2 separate regions of the Homo sapiens genome follow, and region 2 is linked to region 1. A link is a contact called in ENCODE Hi-C or POLR2A ChIA-PET data. All regions are on one chromosome and are shown on one strand. Each heading gives the region's core, a stretch centred on a gene start or an enhancer-like site at or near the end of the contact. The rest is flanking DNA. Distances are from core to core; before and after follow the strand shown. Region 1 holds the start of ZNF148 (zinc finger protein 148). Region 2 holds the start of MBD4 (methyl-CpG binding domain 4, DNA glycosylase).

The links. Hi-C counts contacts between places; a loop is a spot of excess contacts on that map. ChIA-PET counts read pairs that join two places held with the same protein, here RNA polymerase II (POLR2A). Pooled maps may share reads with other maps.
Region 2: a loop to region 1 is called in a pooled map, with 8 times the contacts of the local background. The contact joins the promoter of MBD4 here to the promoter of ZNF148 in region 1. A Hi-C loop is called at or near these places in 1 of 168 maps with a recorded cell type or tissue (CD8-positive, alpha-beta T cell) and 5 of 50 pooled maps. POLR2A ChIA-PET finds 5 or more read pairs at or near these places in 1 of 52 experiments (naive thymus-derived CD4-positive, alpha-beta T cell).

Annotation. Positions count from the first base shown.
Region 1 is chr3:125,373,998-125,376,987 of GRCh38, reverse strand. It overlaps ZNF148 (zinc finger protein 148), which reads left to right and starts at 1,663. Exons shown (of 9, transcript NM_021964.3): 1 at 1,663-1,886. It overlaps LOC105374080 (a long non-coding RNA gene), which reads right to left and starts at 1,562. Exons shown (of 3, transcript XR_924427.3): 1 at 1-1,562. RefSeq lists enhancers at 1,339-1,388, 1,499-1,768 and a silencer at 1,879-1,928.
Region 2 is chr3:129,438,661-129,441,935 of GRCh38, reverse strand. MBD4 (methyl-CpG binding domain 4, DNA glycosylase) reads left to right here and starts at 1,988. Exons shown (of 8, transcript NM_001276270.2): 1 at 1,988-2,206. The coding sequence starts at 2,103. IFT122 (intraflagellar transport 122) reads right to left here and starts at 1,712. Exons shown (of 30, transcript NM_052989.3): 1 at 1,565-1,712. The coding sequence starts at 1,605. RefSeq lists enhancers at 709-758, 1,159-1,208, 1,239-1,288, 1,439-1,648, 1,849-1,988 and 1 more.

The sequences.
Region 1 (2,990 bases), core at 414-2,913:
CTATCGCTTGTTAGGCTGCTGAGCAGAGAACTAGATCTATTCCTAATAGCAAACCAATCAATCCTAGCCCATTGGATGTAACCTCCAGGCCTTGAGCCCTTTTCAGTTATTAGTTTTCCCACTGCCTAATACTGAGAGTCGGCTTTCTTGCTGCCAGAGGTGTTTTTCATTATGACGTCTGAATTTGATGCCACTGCGGGTGCTAGAAGTTGCCAGAAGGCTGTCCTCCAGATAACTGTCCCTTGGCTCTAACTTGTGTCATTGTTTTGTTGCAATTAACATTCAGAATATGTGCGGTCATCTTATTAAAATTTATATTTTTTAATGGAGAAAGCACACAGAGAGAGTTGATTGTGGAGCTGTGGTTTACTCTTGCTCTTAGTTACCTGTGTCTAAATTAAGCTGAACCTCTGGGCCTTAGCTATTTCTAAACAGGCATCACGATTTACTAAGGTTAATGCCTGAGGGAACATTAACCTTGCAGACACTAATCTAATTCAGTGTCATCACAAGTGCATAATGCAGGAGTTTGGAATTTTGCCAAAAAGCACTATTCAAATGAACATTTAGTTGGCAAGGGGTGGGAAGGCGGGTGTGGAAAAGGGAAGGAGAACACCAGAAATGGCTCTATAGATATTTTCATGCCTTTTCTTTTCCCTCTCCCCTCAAAGGTTACGTTTAAGTATTGCAGAGAGGCGCTAAATGGAATCTTCATATTATTATGAAGAAATCCCAATGAACGCGTTTTATCCCACGGCAAGTTCCAGATGCTCACAATTACTCAACATTCACTGAGCATCTTTTATGTTATATGGCTGACCTTGTGCTAGGGTGTGTACACAAAGATGAGTAATTGTAAACGATGGCAGTATGCAGAAGCACCTCAGGGCGCCTAATGTTAGCTGACGAAGGCACCATTAAGGAGGTCACAGTTTGGCTAAAGGGCCCCCAAAGGATGAGACAACTGTGTAATCCTAGCTCTATAGAGATCATTACCAAGTCTTTGCCATACAAAGTTTGGGCTTCAGGTGAAATGAGAAGGGCAAGGTTCTGCCCAAGAGGGTCCAGGGCCGGATCTCTTGATCTGTGTCTATGCCCACACCCTGCATCTCAGCTTGCAGACACTAATAGGGTTTGCCAGTTTCAAGGGCGCAGGGCTACATCTTCCGGAAAAGGTGGCATTTGAAGGTGGTAAGAGGCCAACGACTGGAGGTGGCGGCGAAGGGCTAGGTAAGACAGAATAAATGAAAAAGCCAAGACATTTCTGGCAAATAACCTTTCACCTAGGTCCCCGACCCTTCCATTTCCCCAGGCCTGAAACGCTCCCGAATCCCCGAGTCCTCCACTTTCCAAGCGCTGGGCATTGGTTAAGGCTGTAGGAGCAGGGAGTCCCCCGCTCTAAGAGAGTTCCTCAGTTCCGATCTTTTTCAAACCGCTTTCCTCCCAGGCCCAGCCTGGGGGGCCTGCGGCTCGGGTCCAGCTTCCACGGCCACCCTGGGCTGGTGACACGCAGGCGCCGGAATCGAAGCCACGCTGTGTCTTTCCAGCCAGGTCTCTGCGCCAGACGAGGGCGGGCGCCGCGGAGCGCTTCCCGTGTGCGGGGCTTCCCACAATGCACCGGGCCGGCAGTGGCGGCGACCGCGGCGGCGCTCTAGCTGCGGCATGTCTGCGTCTCTACTGCTCTGGGAGGAGGAAGAGAAGGAGGAAGAGGAGGAGGAGGAGGAGGGGGAGGAAGAGGAGAAAGGCGCAGGGGTGGGAGCTGTTGCCGAAGCTGCCACAGCAAAAGTTCTCCCCCCTCCCCCCTTCCCCTCCTCTCAAGGCCCCTAGAAAGGTTGGAGCTGCCGCCGCCTGCAGTCGGTGACCGCGCGACTCGGCGCCCGCCCGCGGTAAAGCGCTCGGCCTGGCAGGCCCGGGCCCGGGGGAGGGCGGGGGAGGGGGAGGGGGCGGCGCGCGGGGGGAGCGCGCGGCGGTAACGGCCTGACCCCGGGGGGAGCGAGCCGTGGCGAGGCTGGGGGTGGCCAGGGGGCCAGCCGAGGCCGAGGGAAACGCTGGGGCTGGCTGGGGGACGTGAGGAAGCAGGGCGCGGAGGGTGGGTTGGGGGGTTGAGGAGGGATAATGACGGGGGTGGCGGAGGCGAGAAGGCGGCCTCCGAGGCTGGAGGCGGGTGTCAGAGGTAGGGGAGGAGGTGGGATGTTTGCACGGGGAGGCCGGAGGGTGCTGGGTGTGGGTGTGAAAAGGCTAGGGAGACACCAGGGCTCTGTCCACCGTGCCTGGTGCAGTGCTTTATGCACCGCAGGCCTCAGTCACTGTTGCTGCCGGAGTGTGCTCTTTGGGAGAAGGGAAGGGCAGGGGTTGGAGAAAAGGGAATGCTTGCAGGAAACGTAGTGGGAGTGCGAACAGGGCGAGGGGCCGGAGGAAAGATGCCGGAGAGGTGGAGGAATGCGGGGAGGTGGCTGTGGAGGAGTCTTGAGGATTCTGGGGGGTGTTCATTGTGCAGATACGTTAGGTATTTCATTATGGAAAGAACTGAAGCGTTTCTCAGGGAAGGAAAGAAGGGAGATAGGAGTTCCCGTGAATAGAAAGGATCGCGTTTGAAGCAAGAGGGAGTGCTAAATAGTAGAGAAGATGCAGGGAATGCATAATAGAATAGACAGATGTAGTATAATTAATAAATATTGGCCTAAGTACTGAAGAGTTATTCCAGATGGGCCGGGATGGCCTAGTTCCGAACCTGTGTGGGCTGTTCAGTAGATGACATCTGGTAAGTGTGGGTCTGGGCCGTGGTTGGGGTCACTGAGAATTAGATTTTAGTCTGTAGTTTGGTCTGTGACATTTTAGACGTGCACCAATGAGTATGAGAACCTCTGAAGCAGACCTTGAGAAAGGGTCTGGCCTGTGGGGATTCCTTAGGCTATGGAGCTTCGATTTTAGAAAATTTGAAGTATTAACACTTACCCGAGGTTGGGTAAATACTATCCTGGCAAACGCTG
Region 2 (3,275 bases), core at 739-3,238, 4.1 Mb before region 1:
GCTCTGCAGTTTGCCACACTCTATTACTCTGACATTGAAGCCAAATGTTCAGTTGCCAGCTATCATCAGCTTGTGCTATAGGTACGTTTATAATAAAGTTAAAAGTAAAATGATTTTTTAAAACTCAAATCTCTATTAAAAGTACAAATGAAAGATTCACTGATACGGCTGTGTTTCAAGAAAAATGGGGTACAGAATACAAGACTATTCCTAGGGAAAACATACAATTCCTAGTGTTGAAGATGCAAATAAACATCTCCCATTTATGTTACCTGCCTGTCTCCTGCAGACATTTGAGTTTGCCACGTCTGTAACATAAGGAAAAATTAATGTAGTGGCTGAGAGCGTTGACGTTGGAGTGAGGAAGACCTGAGCTTGAAAGCTGGTTCCACCCCTCACTGTGTGACGCTGGCAAATTATCCACCCTCTCTGGGCTTCAGTTTCCTCATACATAAAATAGAGGAAATTATAGTACCTACCTTAGAGAGTGGTGAAGACACAACGAGATAAAGGATATGAAGTGCTTAGCCAGCACCTGGCACATAGTGTCAGCTACCACTAGTGCCGAACACAAAAGAGAGGACCCGTCTCCAACGTGAGCCTTGAAGGATGTTCAGGATTTCCGTGTGAGATGAGGAGAGACGGCATGCTTTACACAGAGAAAGATCTCAGAAGGGACAGAACCAAAGACAAGTAACCTGCTCCAGTGGCCAGAACAGAGGCTTCACAACAATGCTGAATGATTTTCAAAGTCAGGCCAAGACCTATCCCATAAGTAAGAATATGACAAAACAGACTGCTATGTTATAGATTTAGGCGATAACAATGGAATAGGACATTAAATAACTGAATCAAAAGGTGACAAAGTCATTCCCCTTCAGTTCTTTTTCAGACTTCCCAATTAGGAGAGCTTGTGTTTGGTGCTCATTTTGAGCACCTTTCTGATCATACCTGCCCATCTCCAGTTTTAGAGAAACGAGATCTCAGGTTTAAAGGCTCCCTAGCAACAATAGCTAGCTACAGCTTGTTCAGTTTTGTTTCTCCCTACTTTAAGTTTTACTTTTACACTTAGAGCAAGCGACGCTGATTTTATCTTAACATTTAGAGCAAGTGACACTGGTTTTCATAAATGGAGTAATAAAGTTTCCTTGTAAAATGTGAAATCATAATTAAAATAAATGAGACAATTTAGAGAAAAACGTCAAGAAAACAAGAGTATGGGTACTATGTGGATGTGGCAAGAACTGTGAAGCTTGAGCAGCTTCGTGCTGTCTCGTGGGTGTGAGATGAATCCAAGGCAGCGACAGGGCCAGACCGTGAGGGAAGAGCCGCCTCCACCCGCCACCACCTCAGGCGCGGCACCTCCCTTTGCCGCTCTCCAACCCTCGGGAGTTTCTCCAACCGCCAAGGGGCGGGAGGGCGACCCTGCAGTCTCCCAGGCCGGGGTTCAGTGCCCTCGGCCCAGGCAGCAAGCCCGCTGCCCCCCTCAAACACGCTGCAGCGGCTCGCGCACTCCCCGCGAGGACTCGACCTCCTGCTCTTCGCGAACCGCCCCGCTCCTCACCAGTGCTCGGCTTTATCTCTCCACGTCAACACGGCCCTCATCACGGCTTCCCTTACGGCTCGGGCTCCTCCTACCCGCCTCAGCGTCTGTCTCAGCAACCGCCTCACTAACGGTCGCCACTCCACAAGCCACTTTGGCTACCTGCGTTACCCCTGGCAACGTACATGCGCGGTAAGCTGAGTGCGAGGGCGCCTTGCTCCGAGCGCGCATGTCCGAAAGGGAAAGCCAGAAAAGCAGCAAAAGCAATGGTGGCACTGGAGCCCCTAAGGCGCCAGCGCAACCAGAGCGCGAGCGATTGGTCGGGGCGTGTGGGGGCGGTGCGTCTTCCTCGAGAATGGATTTGATTGGTGGAGCGTGGAAATGGCGGCTGTAGCCGAGGGGGCGGCCGGAAAGCAGCGGCGGCGTCTGGGGCGCTTTCGCAACATTCAGACCTCGGTTGCAGCCCGGTGCCGTGAGCTGAAGAGGTTTCACATCTTACTCCGCCCCACACCCTGGGCGTTGCGGCGCTGGGCTCGTTGCTGCAGCCGGACCCTGCTCGATGGGCACGACTGGGCTGGAGAGTCTGAGTCTGGGGGACCGCGGAGCTGCCCCCACCGTCACCTCTAGTGAGCGCCTAGTCCCAGACCCGCCGAATGACCTCCGGTAAGTTACTGTCCCCTTTTGGGCCTCAGTTTCACCACCTGTAAAATGGTATCGGGAGAGTGGACAGTGTGTGGGCCTTTCTAACCTTTGACAGAGGGTCGGCAGAAACCTCGAAGCCCACGGGTTTAGTTACTAGGGTCTGGAGCCCAGGTGCTCTTCCTGTGCGATCAGCCCTGGGGTGCGCTCGACTTCCTCATCTAAGATGACTAGGGAGACTGGGGGGGAGCCGGGAGGTTTTGTGAAAGAGGTCCCCTTGGGGTTGGAGGATCCTAGGAAGTCATTAGACTACGTGTGTGATAGGAGGTTAAGATTTACCTACTTTTTTCAAAATTTAATACTAAGAACTACTTTGAAAGAGGCATCACCTTCTTTTTACAGAGTCTTTTACCGAGACTTTGAGATGTTAAGTAACTTGCTGCTAAACTTACAGCTGGTAGAGCTGGAATTTGAGCCCCAGTCTCTTAAGAGTTTGTGCTGATTCCACCAGGCTTCAGTATTTTTATCTCTAAAATTGTAAACAATATCATTTCATAAGATCCATCCAGCTCCTCAAAATTATTTTACCCCAAATTACATCAGAAAACCTTGATTCTAATTCTAGTTCTTGCAGTTTCCCTATTTGTAGAAAAGAACTTGGGTTAAATGATCTCTCTAGACCCATCCACCTTTTACAATCTGTGGTTTAGTGATTAGGATACACTTTACTGAAATTTTTTTTTTAATTTTAAAAGTATGTTTTCATCATAGAAGACACATTGGAACTTTAATGAAGTTTTAGTTTAGTGGGTTTTTTTTTGAGATGAGGTCTCGCTCTGTCACCCAGGCTGGAGTGCAGTGGCACAATCATAGCTCCCTGAAGCCTTGACCTGCCGGACTTAAGCAGTCCTCCTACCCCGGCCTCCTTAGTAGCTGGGACCACAGGTATGCTCCACCACGCCCGGTTGCTTGTTTTTTTTTGTTTTTTTGGGTTTTTTTTTTCATTTTTTGCAAAGACGAGGATCTCACTGTGCTCTCCAGGCTGGTCTCAAACTCTTGGGATCAGGTGATCTTCCCACTTCCTCCTCCCAAA